Linked DNA regions of Homo sapiens: region 1 is linked to region 2. Evidence: chromatin contacts called from ENCODE Hi-C or POLR2A ChIA-PET data. All regions are on one chromosome and are shown on one strand. The core of a region is the stretch at or near the end of the contact, and the rest is flanking DNA. Distances in the headings are between cores, read along the strand shown.

What was found. Hi-C counts contacts between places; a loop is a spot of excess contacts on that map. ChIA-PET counts read pairs that join two places held with the same protein, here RNA polymerase II (POLR2A). Pooled maps may share reads with other maps.
Region 1: a map of natural killer cell shows a loop between it and region 2 (3-fold over the local background). The contact joins two enhancer-like sites. A Hi-C loop is called at or near these places in 2 of 168 maps with a recorded cell type or tissue (natural killer cell and right lobe of liver) and 1 of 50 pooled maps. POLR2A ChIA-PET finds 5 or more read pairs at or near these places in 2 of 52 experiments (H1 and activated CD8-positive, alpha-beta memory T cell).

The regions. Positions count from the first base shown.
Region 1 is chr2:234,075,723-234,082,380 of GRCh38, forward strand. SPP2 (secreted phosphoprotein 2) reads left to right here. Exons shown (of 8, transcript NM_006944.3): 8 at 1,123-1,412. Among named protein-coding and RNA genes, the nearest start is that of SPP2, 28 kb to the left of the region's middle. Within about 2 kb of position 2,074, at least 2 of the 41 ENCODE cell types and tissues checked have a DNase peak (open chromatin) inside an H3K27ac peak, as active enhancers do; they include natural killer cell, where a contact is called at or near this core.
Region 2 is chr2:233,985,243-233,992,229 of GRCh38, forward strand. TRPM8 (transient receptor potential cation channel subfamily M member 8) reads left to right here. Exons shown (of 26, transcript NM_024080.5): 21 at 446-623. Among named protein-coding and RNA genes, the nearest start is that of SPP2, 62 kb to the right of the region's middle. RefSeq lists an enhancer at 5,285-5,334. Within about 2 kb of position 5,454, at least 4 of the 41 ENCODE cell types and tissues checked have a DNase peak (open chromatin) inside an H3K27ac peak, as active enhancers do; they include natural killer cell, where a contact is called at or near this core.

The sequences.
Region 1 (6,658 bases), core at 824-3,323, 87 kb after region 2:
CTTCCCCCTCTCCTCCACACTGTCCCTCCAGCCTGGACTCCAATCAATGGCAGCCTGCCAGACACCTCCGTCTGGGTATTCCACACCACGTTCAAAATGCAATTCTTCCCTCGGAGACTCACTCTTCCCCCTGTCTCCAACTCATCTTCCAAGGTCCCCCAGGCCTGAAGCAGATGCATCTCAGACCTCCTCCCCACCTCACCCAGTTGGTCACCGAGGTCTGCTAATCCTTGCTCCGAAATGTTTCACAGCTCTGTCCTTTTCGAGCTGTTGGCTCCAGTTCCAGCTGCATCTCTAGCCTGCTATGTTCAGCATTTTCCTGGTGGCTGTGTCTTGTTTCCCTCAAAGGCACCTGTGCACTGTCATCAGAGTCATCTTATAATGAGTCTGGGGTCTTGCTGTGCTGGAGGATGGGGATGAGCTCCCTCAGAGTGTGAGCCTCAACAGTCCTCGCCCACACACCCGACAGTGTGCGCCCACTGTCCCCAGCCTTGAGTGCTGCTTCTGTCTCCCGAGTCACATGGGAGAACCTCACACAGCTGACTGTTCTCCCGGGGTCCCAGTCTGGGTCTCACCTCCACTCTCAGGCCCCCTCTGCTGGGATACAGTATCCCCGCCCCATCTTATCCTCCGAGTTCAGCTTACATGCCCTCTTCAGGAACCCTTTTCCTCGGGTTTCCTGCACATAGGCGTCTCTGGAATTGGCATTTATCAAGCTGTACTCTAACTACTTCCACCCCCTTCACTAGGTTGTGGGAGGTTTTTGAGGTCAAAACTATGCCTCATTGATCTTTGTAACCCCCAGCAAATGCTCAGTGCATACATGTTTATTGAACAGATGAACTGATAAATGGATGAATGGCTGGATGGCGTATCCTGATCTCCAGCCCCACACCCGCACACGGTGGCAGCTGTGGCCAACCTACTCTTTTGCTTTTGCTTGGTTCCTTCCTTCCTTACCTCACACCACAAACACCTTCATAGACCTGCCTGGGGCCCAACACCTGGCTGCAGCCTCTGCTTGGGGTCTCTTTGATTCTTCCCTTTATGAGAGATTTGAGCTTCCTTTCTGGGGTTGTGTATCTGCTCCCCAGACCCAGTTACCTGTTCTTCCTCCTGCAGGTGTCCCTCGCCCTTTTGGTTTGTTCAAGGAGCTGCTGCTTTGCATAGCTGCTCTAGTGTCTGGTATCATCGGATCTGGTTTTGAATAATTCCCAGGAGTCCTGGGTCCCTGGCCTCCAAAGCTGGAATGTGAACGCATGCCACGGTGGTCTGACCCTCACACTCCTTTTCTCTTAACAGCAAAATGCAATGGAAGGAAGAAAAGTTCCAACAAAGAATGATTTTGTGAATTCTGTGATTTTTCTTCTGATCAGTTTCAATCTGTAATAAATGCCTTATTTTTCCTGTAAGACTTTTTCTTTCGTTGCCTGGTTGTTGTTGTTGTTGTTGTTGTTTTTAAAGTAACATTAACTATGAAATTTTTTGATGAGAAACTAATAAGATTGGTGTTAGCTAAGGATTTTAGGAGTTGAGGACTCTCAAAGTGACTGGCGTATTTCAGGTCAATTTAAAATGGTTGTAAATTTCTTGTTGTTAGAAAAGCAAGCAGTTCAGTGTCAGAAGAGCTCTGTTTTTCTCTTTATGTCTAATTTTTGTTTCTTTGTTTGTTTTCTTGAGACGGAGTCTCGCTCTGTCACTCAGGCTGGAGTGCAATGGTGCAATCTCGGCTCACTGCAAGCTCTGCCTCCCAGGTTCATGCCATTCTCCTGCCTCAGCCTCCCGAGTAGCTGGGACTACAGGCGTGTGCCACCACACCTGCCTAATTTTTTTGTATTTTCAGTAGAGACAGGGTTTTACCGTGTTAGCCAGGATGGTCTCGATCTCCTGACCTCGTGATCCGCCCTCCCAAAGTGCTGGGATTACAGGTGTGAGCCACCGCACCCGGCCTATTTCTGATTTTAATTTTGAAAAATCATCCATGGAGCTCAGGGGACTTTCAGGACAGTGAAACTGCTCTGTATGATACTGAAATGGGAGATGCATGACATTATGCACTGTGAAAACCCGGAGGATGTGTGACACAGAGCGCACACCCTAATACTCCACACTCGTGCGAGATGTTAATGGTAGAGGAAATTCTGTGGGGTGAGGTTTAGGGTGGGGGAAGGAGCTATCTGAGAACTCACTGTATTTTCTGCTCAACTTTTTAAGAAACCTAACACTGGTCTAAAAAATAAAGTTTATTAGTAAAAGAATTATCTGGTGGCTAAGGAGTAAGAGGTATCACAGTCATCAGTGTCCCCATAAAATACCCTTGTTGCTGCTTTTCCTCCAGGTTTCGCAGTCTAGGGAATCTATAGCAAAGCGAGCTTTCTATCAAAGCAGGTATTGCCAGGAAGAGATCCAGAGGACTGGGGCTTCTGTTCCCCAAGCCACTTAGAAATGTGCTCCAAATTGGTTCCGTTCCTGGAGCCGGGTCTGCTTTGGGGTTGATTGAGCAGTGAAAGAATTTGAGGATGTGAGAATCTCCCAAACTAATCACAGTCTCCTGCTGGGGACTGAAACCCACATGCATTACCATGGCAGTGTCTGAAGACATCATGAACCCTTGAAAACTATTTCCTGGATGAATATTACACTAAGTCATTATCAGTCATTTGTGCCTGGGTGTAGATGTGACTATTTAATTCTGCTCCATAGCAAACTGCTTTACTTGTTACAGCTTTTAAATGTCTGATAAAGCTAGTCCCTATCTCACTCTGATTCTTCTATAATTTTTCCAGAACTTTCCTGAATATTTTCATATGCTTATTTTATTTCAACTGTAGGATCAGCTTGTCAGGTTATGAAGAAAACTCTGATAGCATTTCAAATCAAATTAATTACATCAAATTTACAAATTAAGTTAGAAAAACATGACATTTTTGGATTTTTGAGTTTTGCTCCATAAGACTGAAATATACATTTCCATGTACTAAAGTCTTCCTTTATGCCCCTCTGGAGTTTAAGAATTTTCTCATATGTGTTCTGCATATTTCCCTTAAGATTTATTTATTGCTATAATTCTTTTCATTGTTATTATAAGTGGGATCTTTTGTCATTATATTTCATAATATAAAATTGACTAACTTATATTAGGATTTTGGCCTCTCTTCCTGCTGACTTTTCGTAGTGTTAATAATAGATTTTCAGCTGACACTCTTGAATATTCCATGTATTACAACCATAACTTTTTCAAATAATATTAATTTTGCCTTCTTTTCATTTTTTTAAACTTTATTTCTTTCTTTTTCCTATTTCTTTGATGAGTCTATTCCAACAGGACTAAATTACAGGGTGATGATAGACTCCTCTGTGTCCCGTTCCATTCTAAGAAGCATTTTAGTGTTTCACCGTGGACAATGCTGACTTCTGTTTTGGTGTACGAGGGTCTATATTTTTAAGCACATTAAAGTTGCATCTGTTCTTCCACTATTAAGAGCTTACAACATAAATGTATATTGAACTTTATTAAATGTCTTGAAATTATCTCATTTTGTTCTTCTTTGATTAAAAAAAGTAGAATGAATTGTTAACAAATCATCTTATTAAACCATCTTTGCTTTCTTGGGACAACCCCACTTGGTCATGGTTTACTACTCTGTAAATACGCCACTGTTTCATTCAGGTTGTTTATATTAAGCTCCCTAAGTGAGAACTGACTGTAGTTTATTCTATGCCGTCTTTGTTTGGTTTTGGTGTCCGGGTTGTGAAGTCCCTTCCATCTCTGTAGTCTCTCCACGGCATCGCCTCCTGTCCCTAAAACCTCCAACACTCTGGTCTAGTAAAGGACCCATCTTTATTATTTTATATATATATATATATATATATTTACATATATATATTTTATTATACTTTAAGTTCTAGGGTACATGTGCACAACATGCAGGTTTGCTACATATGTATACAGGTGCCATGTTGGTGTGCTAAACCCATTAACTCATCATTTACATTAGGTATATCTCCTAATGCTATCCCTCCCCCCTCCCCCCACCCCACAACCCTTTCCTGTGTCCAAGTGTTCTCACTGTTCAATGCCCACCTATGAGTGAGAACATGTGGTGTTTGGTTTTTTGTCCTTGTGATAGTTTGCTGAGAATGATGGTTTCCAGCTTCATCCATGTCCCTACAAAGGACATGAACTCATCATTTTTTATGGCTGCATAGTATTCCATGGTGTATATGTGACACATTTTCTTAATCCGGTCTATCATTGTTGGACATTTGGGTTGGTTCCAAGTCTTTGCTATTGTGAATAGAGCCGCAATAAACATACGTGTGCATGTGTCTTTATAGCAGCATGATTTATATTCCTTTGGGTATATACCCAGTAATGGGATGGCTGGGTCAAATGGTATTTCTAGTTCTAGATCCCTGAGGAATCACCACACTGTCTTCCACAATGGTTGAACTAGTTTACACTCCCACCAACAGTGTAAAAGTGTTCCTATTTCTCCACATCCTCTCTAGCACCTGTTGTTTCCTGACTTTTTAATGATTGCCATTCTAACTGGTGTGAGATGATATCTCATTGTGGTTTTGATTTGCATTTCTCTGATGGCCAGTGATGATGAGTGTTTCTTCATGTGTCTGTTGGCTGCGTAAATGTCTTCTTTTGAGAAGTGTCTGTTCATATCCTTCACCCACTTTTTGATGGGGTTGTTTGTTTTTTTCTTGTAAATTTGTTTGATTTCTTTGTAGATTCTGGATATTAGCCCTTTGTCAGATGAGTAGATTGCAAAAAATTTTCTCCCATTCTGTAGGTTGCCTGTTCACCCTGATGGTAGTTTCTTTTGCTGTGCAGAAGCTCTTTAGTTTAATTAGATCCCATTTGTCAATTTTGGCTTTTGTTGCCACTGCTTTTGGTGTTTTAGACATGAAGTCCTTGCCCATGCCTATGCCCTGAATGGTATTGCCTAGGTTTTCTTCTAGGGTTTTTATGGTTTTAGGTCTAATATTTAAGTCTTTAATCCATCTTGAATTAATATTTGTATAAGGTGTAAGGAAGGGATCCAGTTTCAGCTTTCTACATATGGCTAGCCAGTTTTCCCAGCATCATTTGTTAAATAGGGAATCCTTTCCCCATTTCTTGTTTTTGTCAGGTTTGTCAAAGATCAGATGGTTGTAGATGTGTGGTATTATTTCTGAGGGCTATGTTCTGTTCCATTGGTCTATATCTCTCTTTTGGTACCAGTACCATGCTGTTTTGATTACTGTAGCCTTGTAGTATAGTTTGAAGTCAGGTAGCGTGATGCTTCCAGCTTTGTTCTTTTGGCTTAGGATTGACTTGGCGATGCGGGCTCTTTTTTGGTTCCATATGAACTTTAAAGTAGTTTTTTCCAATTCTGTGAAGAAAGTCATTGGTAGCTTGATGGGGATGGCATTTAATCTATAAATTACCTTGGGCAGTATGGCCATTTTCACAATATTGATTCTTCCTATCCATGAGTATGGAGTGTTCTTCCATTTGTTTGTGTCCTTTTTTATTTCATTGAGCAGTGGTTTGTAGTTCTCCTTGAAGGGGTCCTTCTCATCCCTTGTAAGTTGGATTCCTAGGTATTTTATTCTCTTTGAAGCAATTATGAATGGGAGTTCACTCATGATTTGGCTCTCTGTTAGTCTGTTATTGGTGTATAAGAATGCTTGTGATTTTTGCACATTGATTTTGTATCCTGAGACTTTTCTGAAATGGCTTATCAGCTTAAGGAGATTTTGGGCTGAGACGATGGGGTTTTCTAGATATACAATCATGTCATCTGCAAACAGGGACAATTTGACTTCCTCTGTAAAGGACCCATCTTTAAACATCCACGGAAGGCAGGTGTGATTTTTCTTTATGGTCTGAATAGAATATTAACTATATATAAAGTAATATATATTAATTTACATATTTTTGTAATCTGCTAATCTTTGAATTCAGCATCCTTTTCCAAGGCTTTTCCTTCCACTTTCTTCTGGAAAGTTGGCAATAATATTCTTCATTTTTATTTCACTTTCTTCCGGAGAGAGAGAATAGTAGCAAACAAATACTAGGCCTGGAATGTTAGATCCTTGCTTAGCAATGGTCGTTGGCCCAGGATCGTGCTGCAGTGTGTAAGGGGTACTGGCATCGGAATATTAGATCTTTGCTTGGCAACGATCATTGGTCCAGGAGAGTGCTGGGGTGTGTAAGGGGTACTGGCATTGGAACTATCTCATGTGTTTTAGAAATGTGTCCTTTGGGATGGTGGGAGCCAATTCCATCATTAACCTGGCTACCAGGCCCCAGCTCAGCCCATGCCTTTTCAGAGCACTGCCTTTCCTTGGGCATTAGCAGACCAGTAGAAATAGAAACACACGTAGTAAGGAACACGGCTGTAGGCAGCAACAGAGACGTCATGGAAGATGCAGACGGAGGCTGTGGGACCCACATACTCTGCACCCTCAGCCGAGCCTGTTTCTGAAAACAAACATGATCTACTTCCTTCAAGCCGGAATCCAGGTGTGTCATTAATTTTCTGTTAAACAAAGAGAATGGTGGCTTTTTTGAGTGGAGCACACCTGTCCCCACTTGTGGAGTTGCAGAATGTGGGCACTGCCAGGATTCCCTCTCAGCTCTCACCTCTGTAGAAATCAC
Region 2 (6,987 bases), core at 4,204-6,703:
CTGCTGCTCAGCCTCTGCTCTCAGTTCTGAGACCCTTCCTTCTTGGGAAGCTGCTCCTGGATGAGTTGTCTCAGTTTATGCTTCTCAGAGCACTGTGCGTGTCCTTCTTAGCACTTTACATGGACTGAGACTTTAAATGTGTGTGGTTGATTATCTGCCTATCCAAAGAGGCTGGAACGTTCTTGAGGGCAAAGAACATGTTCACTTGGCCCTTCCTTTTATCTTGATCTTAACAAAGCCCCTTGTTCTTAGTAGCTGCTCAGTAAATATGCATTGAGTGGATGAACAGGTGATTCTAAGGACTATGACTTGTTTGGACAAAGTGCCTTAGACGAAGGCCTAAGACATTTCATGACCACTGACATGTTCTTGTGGCCCTGGGAATGCCATCGCTCTCACCCCTCCAGAGGGTCCTCACTTTGCCTGTTGGTTTCTACATCCTCAGGTACCACGTATGACTTTGCCCACTGCACCTTCACTGGGAATGAGTCCAAGCCACTGTGTGTGGAGCTGGATGAGCACAACCTGCCCCGGTTCCCCGAGTGGATCACCATCCCCCTGGTGTGCATCTACATGTTATCCACCAACATCCTGCTGGTCAACCTGCTGGTCGCCATGTTTGGGTATGTGTTCAGTCACATGTTCACTGATGTCCACCCTGGGCCAAGCCCCATGCCAGGCTGGAGGTGCTGGGAGCATCGCAAAGGTCCCACCCTTGAGGAACATACTTTAGAGATCTTTTGGGGGATTGGTGGACTGGAGGGAGTGGGGCCTTTTTAAAGGGACCATATTAAAAATATAAGCTGTGCCTTGAGTTTATTTGACACTGAAGACAAGCACCTGTGACAATCTTCATCAAATCCAGACTGCATATTTGGCATCCATTTAGCAAGCTCTTTGGAGCTCCATGAGGTTGGTACCAATATCACCCATTGGTGACGGAAATGTAGTTTAACTCATCTCCAAAGTGCCTTATATGTTATGGGGCTCAGTGGTATGGATTCTAGGATTACAGGACTCAGACTTTAGTTAATTACTGTTTTAAATTTTTCAGTTTAAATCAGAATACAAAGAGCAGAGACTGGAGAGTGACTCTCCTTTAGGGCTCATGCCTGATGAGGTTGGAGGGAATAATATTGGTAATTCTCCTTTATATATTTAGAAAATGATGTTTTTCATTTCCTCTCCATCTTTCTTAGGAGGGTTTCAAAGAGCCCCAGTGGTAGTTTCAGTGGGAGAGCCTTGGTTTTATATTGTTCCTTCAAGGTATATCAGCATTTTAAGTGCACAAATCCCATCATGGTCAGAAAGAAAATTAACCAACACATATGCACATTTAATACATTATCTGTTAAACCTTTGGGTGGAAGGGAACTCTTTATTCAAAACCAGAAACCTAGAAACTCTGAATGAGAAGATAAACATATTTGATTATATAAAACAGTTTTATATAATTGATAAATTAGGGAAAATGTTTGCAATGCATATAATGAACAAAGGCTTTTATCTCCTAATATAGAAAGAGCTCCTGTGAATTTATAAGAGAAAGACAACTCATAGAAAACTTGTCAGAGAAAATAAATAATTCAGAGAAAGAAAAGTCCAATGGCCAATAAGCACATAAAAAAGGACTTAATCTTGTGGATAGGAAAGTTCAGGTGGAAACAATGAAACGCTGTTTTAAACCCAGCAGATGAACGAAAGTTAAAGGGAGTCTCTGGTGTTGGGATGATGCTGGGAAATGGACATTGCTACTGGGAACCTGACTCACTTCCCATTCTTAGGAAAGTACTTCAAAAATAGTTATTAAAGGAAAAACATGCAAACCTCTGTCGGAACTCTCTCACATCTGGGAATCTATCCTAAAGGTGTATGTACAAAGATGTTTATTAGATCACTATTTGATGTCTATCACTAGGGAGAGGCTAAAGAAAGTGTGCTGTATCCACACTGTGGAATATTATGCCGCTCTTAAAAGACAAAGTTTGATCTATATCTGTTAACTTGAAAGAATGGTATTTTTTAAATATAAAAAACAAATTGCAAATTAATTTTATGGCATAATATTGTTTTCTAAAAATAAAAACATGGACTTTAAAAATCAAATATATACTTCTCTGGTTACAATGATCACACATTACATTCATAATTTAGAAAAGAATATAAGGAAAAGACAATTGTCAAATAGAGCCCTGAGATTCCAAGATGCTCAAGGACTACAGATGAGGGTCACCTGCCTCATTTGTCCAGTGGCCTCCCCCTGAGCAGGGCTGTGTGGAAGCACATACCTCTGGGGACATCACATAGCAAAGGGGCTGAGCAGTGTGTGGCCATCTGGTCTCCCAGTGTCCAGAGATGTCCTTCTCCAGTCCACTCCAGTCTTCTTTACACTGTGACCAAAAGTGATGTTTCTAAAACATCACCGATGTAGTTTGGCTGTGTCCCCACCCAAATCTCATCTTGAATGGTAGCTCCCATAATTCCCTCAAGTTGTGGGAGGGACCCAGTGGGAGATAATCGAATCATGGGAGCGGTTTCCCCCATACTGTTCTCATGGTAGTGAATATGTCTCACGAGATTTGATGGTTTTATAAGGGGAAACCCCTTTTACTTGGCTCTCATTCTGTTTGCCTGCTGCCATCCACGTAAGACGTGACTTGCTCCTCCTTGCCTTCCATCATGATTGTGAGGCCTCCCCAGCCACGTGGAACTGTGAGTCCATTAAACCTCTTTTTTTTTTTTTTTCTGTAAATTGCCCAGTTTTGGGTATGTCTTTATCATCAGTGTGAAAATGGACTAACACAGTCATTGTTCTGCTTAAAATTCTGGAAGGATTTCAATATTTCCCTACAGCATTCAGGATAAATTTCAGTCTTCTCAGCTTCCCCACCATGCTCATCCCCTGCTCTCTGTCCCCCGGCAGGCCTCCCATATGCTCCTCTTTAAACAGGGTGAACTGCTATGCCTGATGCTTTGCACATACTTGTCCTCTGTCTGGATTGCCTGTTCCATCCCGAACTTCTCTTCCTGCCCAGTTTCTGCTTGCCCTTTACAGAGCCAGGAATCATCTTTTGCCAGGGTGGTACCTGATGGCCTCCCCACTTCACACAGAGACTCTTTGAGCCCCTATGGCACTCTTTTACTTGCATGGTAACAACCTTCTCTCCTTGAGAATGGCGAACTCTGGAGGGTGAAGATTGTGCCCGCCATCTCAGCACCTGTCACTTTGTGGGTTTATTCAATGAATGAAAAAAATGGGTTCTTACCCATGTTTAGTTCATTATTTAGTTATTAGGAGCTTAGCTTCCTGGTGTATTATATACTGAGAAGCACCAATGGTGAGTAACAAATCAGCAAGAGAATCATCATGTAAAGGTTTAACATCTGCTCTGTGCCAGGTGCCTGGGCCATGAAGATTATGTGGCTGCTAGTTCCACATGGCCCTAAGAAGGGAAGGGGAAACTCTCCCTCACCACCTAGCTGGTGGCAGGGAGGGACTTGAGGATCCAGAAGCCTGTCTGACTCACAGGCAGCCAGCCAATGTCATGATGTCCAAATAGTGTCCAAAAGTCAGAGGGGCCAACATCTGAGCTGCAGAGAGAAGCAGCAGGTTATGGGTGATTATGTCTCCACAAGAGAGGGAGCAAAACAGACCAATCCCAAAACCTGAAGCAAAGGCGAGGGCGAAGTGGGATGGCTTCAGGCTTTTCTTTACAGTGATAAGATGTCATAGCTACACTGGATAGTCCTGTAAGAACTCACCACTAACTATATTTACAGACATTAAACAAAAAGACCAACAGCTCCTAAAACCATGGCCTTTGAGTTATGCTAACTTGGTAAATCTCAACGAGGCACATGGTAAAATATTTAGAGCTTTTTTGAATCTATGCACATGAGCTGTCTGAAGGAGCCATTCATGAGAACCGGGCACTTTTGTAATCCATTACCTGCATTTTGATAATGAAATGATTGAATTTGGAGCTGAGAAAGATGGGAGCCTCGTCTGTCACTTTCAGGTGAAGGAGATGAAGTCCCAGCAGCTCAGCGTCTGTGGTCCTGGCCGCGCGTTATCTGGCTTAACTCAGGTCTCTTCCCCACGAGGCCAGAGCCACTGCATCACATCCTACTGTTGCCCCAGTCAGTGCTTAAGTGTGACAGCTTGCAACATCCCTGTCCTTGGGGAACCTCCTCGATTAGCTCCGGCTTAAACCAGAGGCCTTTTCCTGGCTAATACCTGTCTGGGGACACCAGAACAGCGAGAGACGCCGTGTTGTTATCCTTAGGTTAAATCCTTGGAACACTGTTTCTGATCATTTTTAAAGTTGTTCAGGGCTTACTCTGTGAGCAGATGGCCCCAGGATGTGACCCTTCCCTGGCACCACATCAAAATACTCATTTAAAAGCTTAACCATACACAATGGCAACCTTATTAACTGCAATGCAAATGTACCTTTGGGAATTCTGAAGGAGTATTGGAGTGCTCTCTAGATGGTATTCAACAGAGAAAGGAAATGGATGTGAACATCTGTGATTATTCTACATTAAAATTATCGATCACAGGGCCTGTGTGGCTTATCAGCGGCAGGAAGTGAATTTAAAGTCAGTAAATGACTCCAGGTCGACTTACCAGGAGCTAGGGCATTTATAAGCATTGTGCCCTGAAGATAAGTTCACCCCAGGCAGTTCTGAAAAGGACTCGTCAAACATGTCCTGCTGTAGAATAATTTCTAAAAATGTTTTTCAGATCTTAGGAGTAATATAAACATGCAGAAAAGTAGAAGGAAGAAAATAATGACCTGATACAAACTAAAGGTTTGAGTGCTGTGTGAACAGTCTAAGGGAGGTTATTGAATTGGGGTGAAAAGAATAGAAAGAAGAGCGCAGATAATTGTAATAGTAACAATAGCTAATATTTATTGAAGCTTTCCCATGCTGGGCACAGGTTCAAGTGCTTTACAGGGGTCGCCTCATTTAATTATTACTCATTTCTGTGTAGGTGTGTAGCCGGTGGGCTAGTTCAGGTTCTTGACTTTGGGACAGAAAATAATTTGAAAGTGAGTCAAAAGCAAAAGCAAGCAAGAGAGTTGACTGCAAAGCCAAAGTACACTCTAGCAGCCGGTCAGAACGGGCCACTCAAAGGCAAGACAGCTCTGTCTAATACTGGGGGATCTCCCTTTATGGGAAATTTGCATGATTATTCATGAAGGGGTGGTAAGGGGTGTTGCTATTAAGCATGTTAGGAGTGGTTTCTTAGGTCCACATGTGCAGTGGCTGTACATGCTAGTACATCCATCGCATGTCTTATAAGCATTTTAAATCTCCACCTGGGGGTGTGTTTTTTACTATTATAATGAGCACAGGTCAGCCCAAGGACACTAATCACGGGTTTCTGTGCTTGTACAAATGTGGGGATTTTTCTCTTCTGCTCCTGCCTTTTTGCTGTAGGGTGTTCTAACCACGAGCTCAGGATGCGGTCTGTGCACTGTTAGGTGGTTTGTTCTCTTCATCAATTTGACAAGTTTCTTGTTTCCTGTCAAGGGAGGCTCTGACCACCTCATCTAACCTGCCTCAGGTGCAGCCTTATTGCCATTTTACACGTAAGGAGTGGGAGGCAGAGAAAGGTTAAGTCCCTGATATTAAGGGAAGAGATGACATGGAAACATATGAATATAATATATATAATATAATGTAATACAAACAGCATGGAGAGGCTATTTGCAGAGGAGGGAGTTATTAATTGTGAGATTGTTGGCTGGGGGAGCCTAGGATCTGCAGCAGCAGCTAGGTGGAGGTGATGTTTGCTTGAAAGATCATGTACCCAGAGCCCCAAGTGTTGGTAGGAGAGGTAGAAGCAGGGGAGATAATGTTAGTCTAGGGAGGAATCAGCAGCCGGGGAGGGTGGAAATGTAGGCAGGGGCTAGGTTATGGAGAGTCTTTTATAGTATATTAAAGAATTTGGACTTTTTCCTGAAGTTGAAGAGAAATGTCATGGGTCTTCGTGCAAGTATATGGCACAGTCTTAGTTGGTTATTCTGTTAGCAATATACTAACCTGAATTATCAATTCCAAAATCAGTGTGATCCAATCGCTTGTCATCTCTTACTGCTGGCTGTTGTTGGCTTTGTACCTGCTTTTTTGATGTTGCAGAATGAGAGGGGAACCAGGATGTGTTACACAGTTTAACATACACACCAGCGCATCAGAGAGAGCGAAAAGTCACTGTCACCACGGGCCATGGGGCAGTACTGGCTAGATACTGCCTGTGTGCTGGGGAAGGAGCGACAAAGGAAAATCCATGAAATCTACGCAAAGTTTGGAGGAGGTGTCCATCTGATAGGGAATTAGCTGACAAGTTTCTTGTATTTCAGTGTATTTGAAAATTCTGCCATTGTTTTAGCATCTACTTTTTCCTTGTGAATTTTTTGCAGACTTTGCATTCTGTTCTGTGGATCTGTCTTTGTATTTTGGTTTTTACTACCAAATGGCTTTGATTACTGAAGTATTTTTTTCTTTTAGGCGTTCTAACATCTGTTGTACAAGTTTCCCTCATTATTCTTATTCAAAACTTTTCTGGCATTTCTTGTATATTTAATTGTACAGAGGAGCCTAAGGCTTATCTTGTGGATTCTTTCTTCTTTCTCCTTCCCCCAAAAATTCTTGTGAATATTATTATGATGATGTTAGGTTTGTAGAATCATTTAAGGGAATTTGGCATCTTACTATTGAGAAGAAATGCTATGATTTTCATTTATTCAAACATATATAATTTCCCAGTAAAGTTTTATGGTCTTTTTCATATGGATCTGGCAGATTCCTTGTTAATTTGTTTCCAGCCACTTATGGTAGGGGGAAAAAAGTAAGGTACTTTTTCTATTATGTTTTTTCAGTGACTACGTTTTGGTACGTAAGAAGGTTATTAAAGTTTTCCTTATTTATTCTGGAATGAGTCTCCTTACTAAATTACTTTTCTTTTTTTTTCTTTTT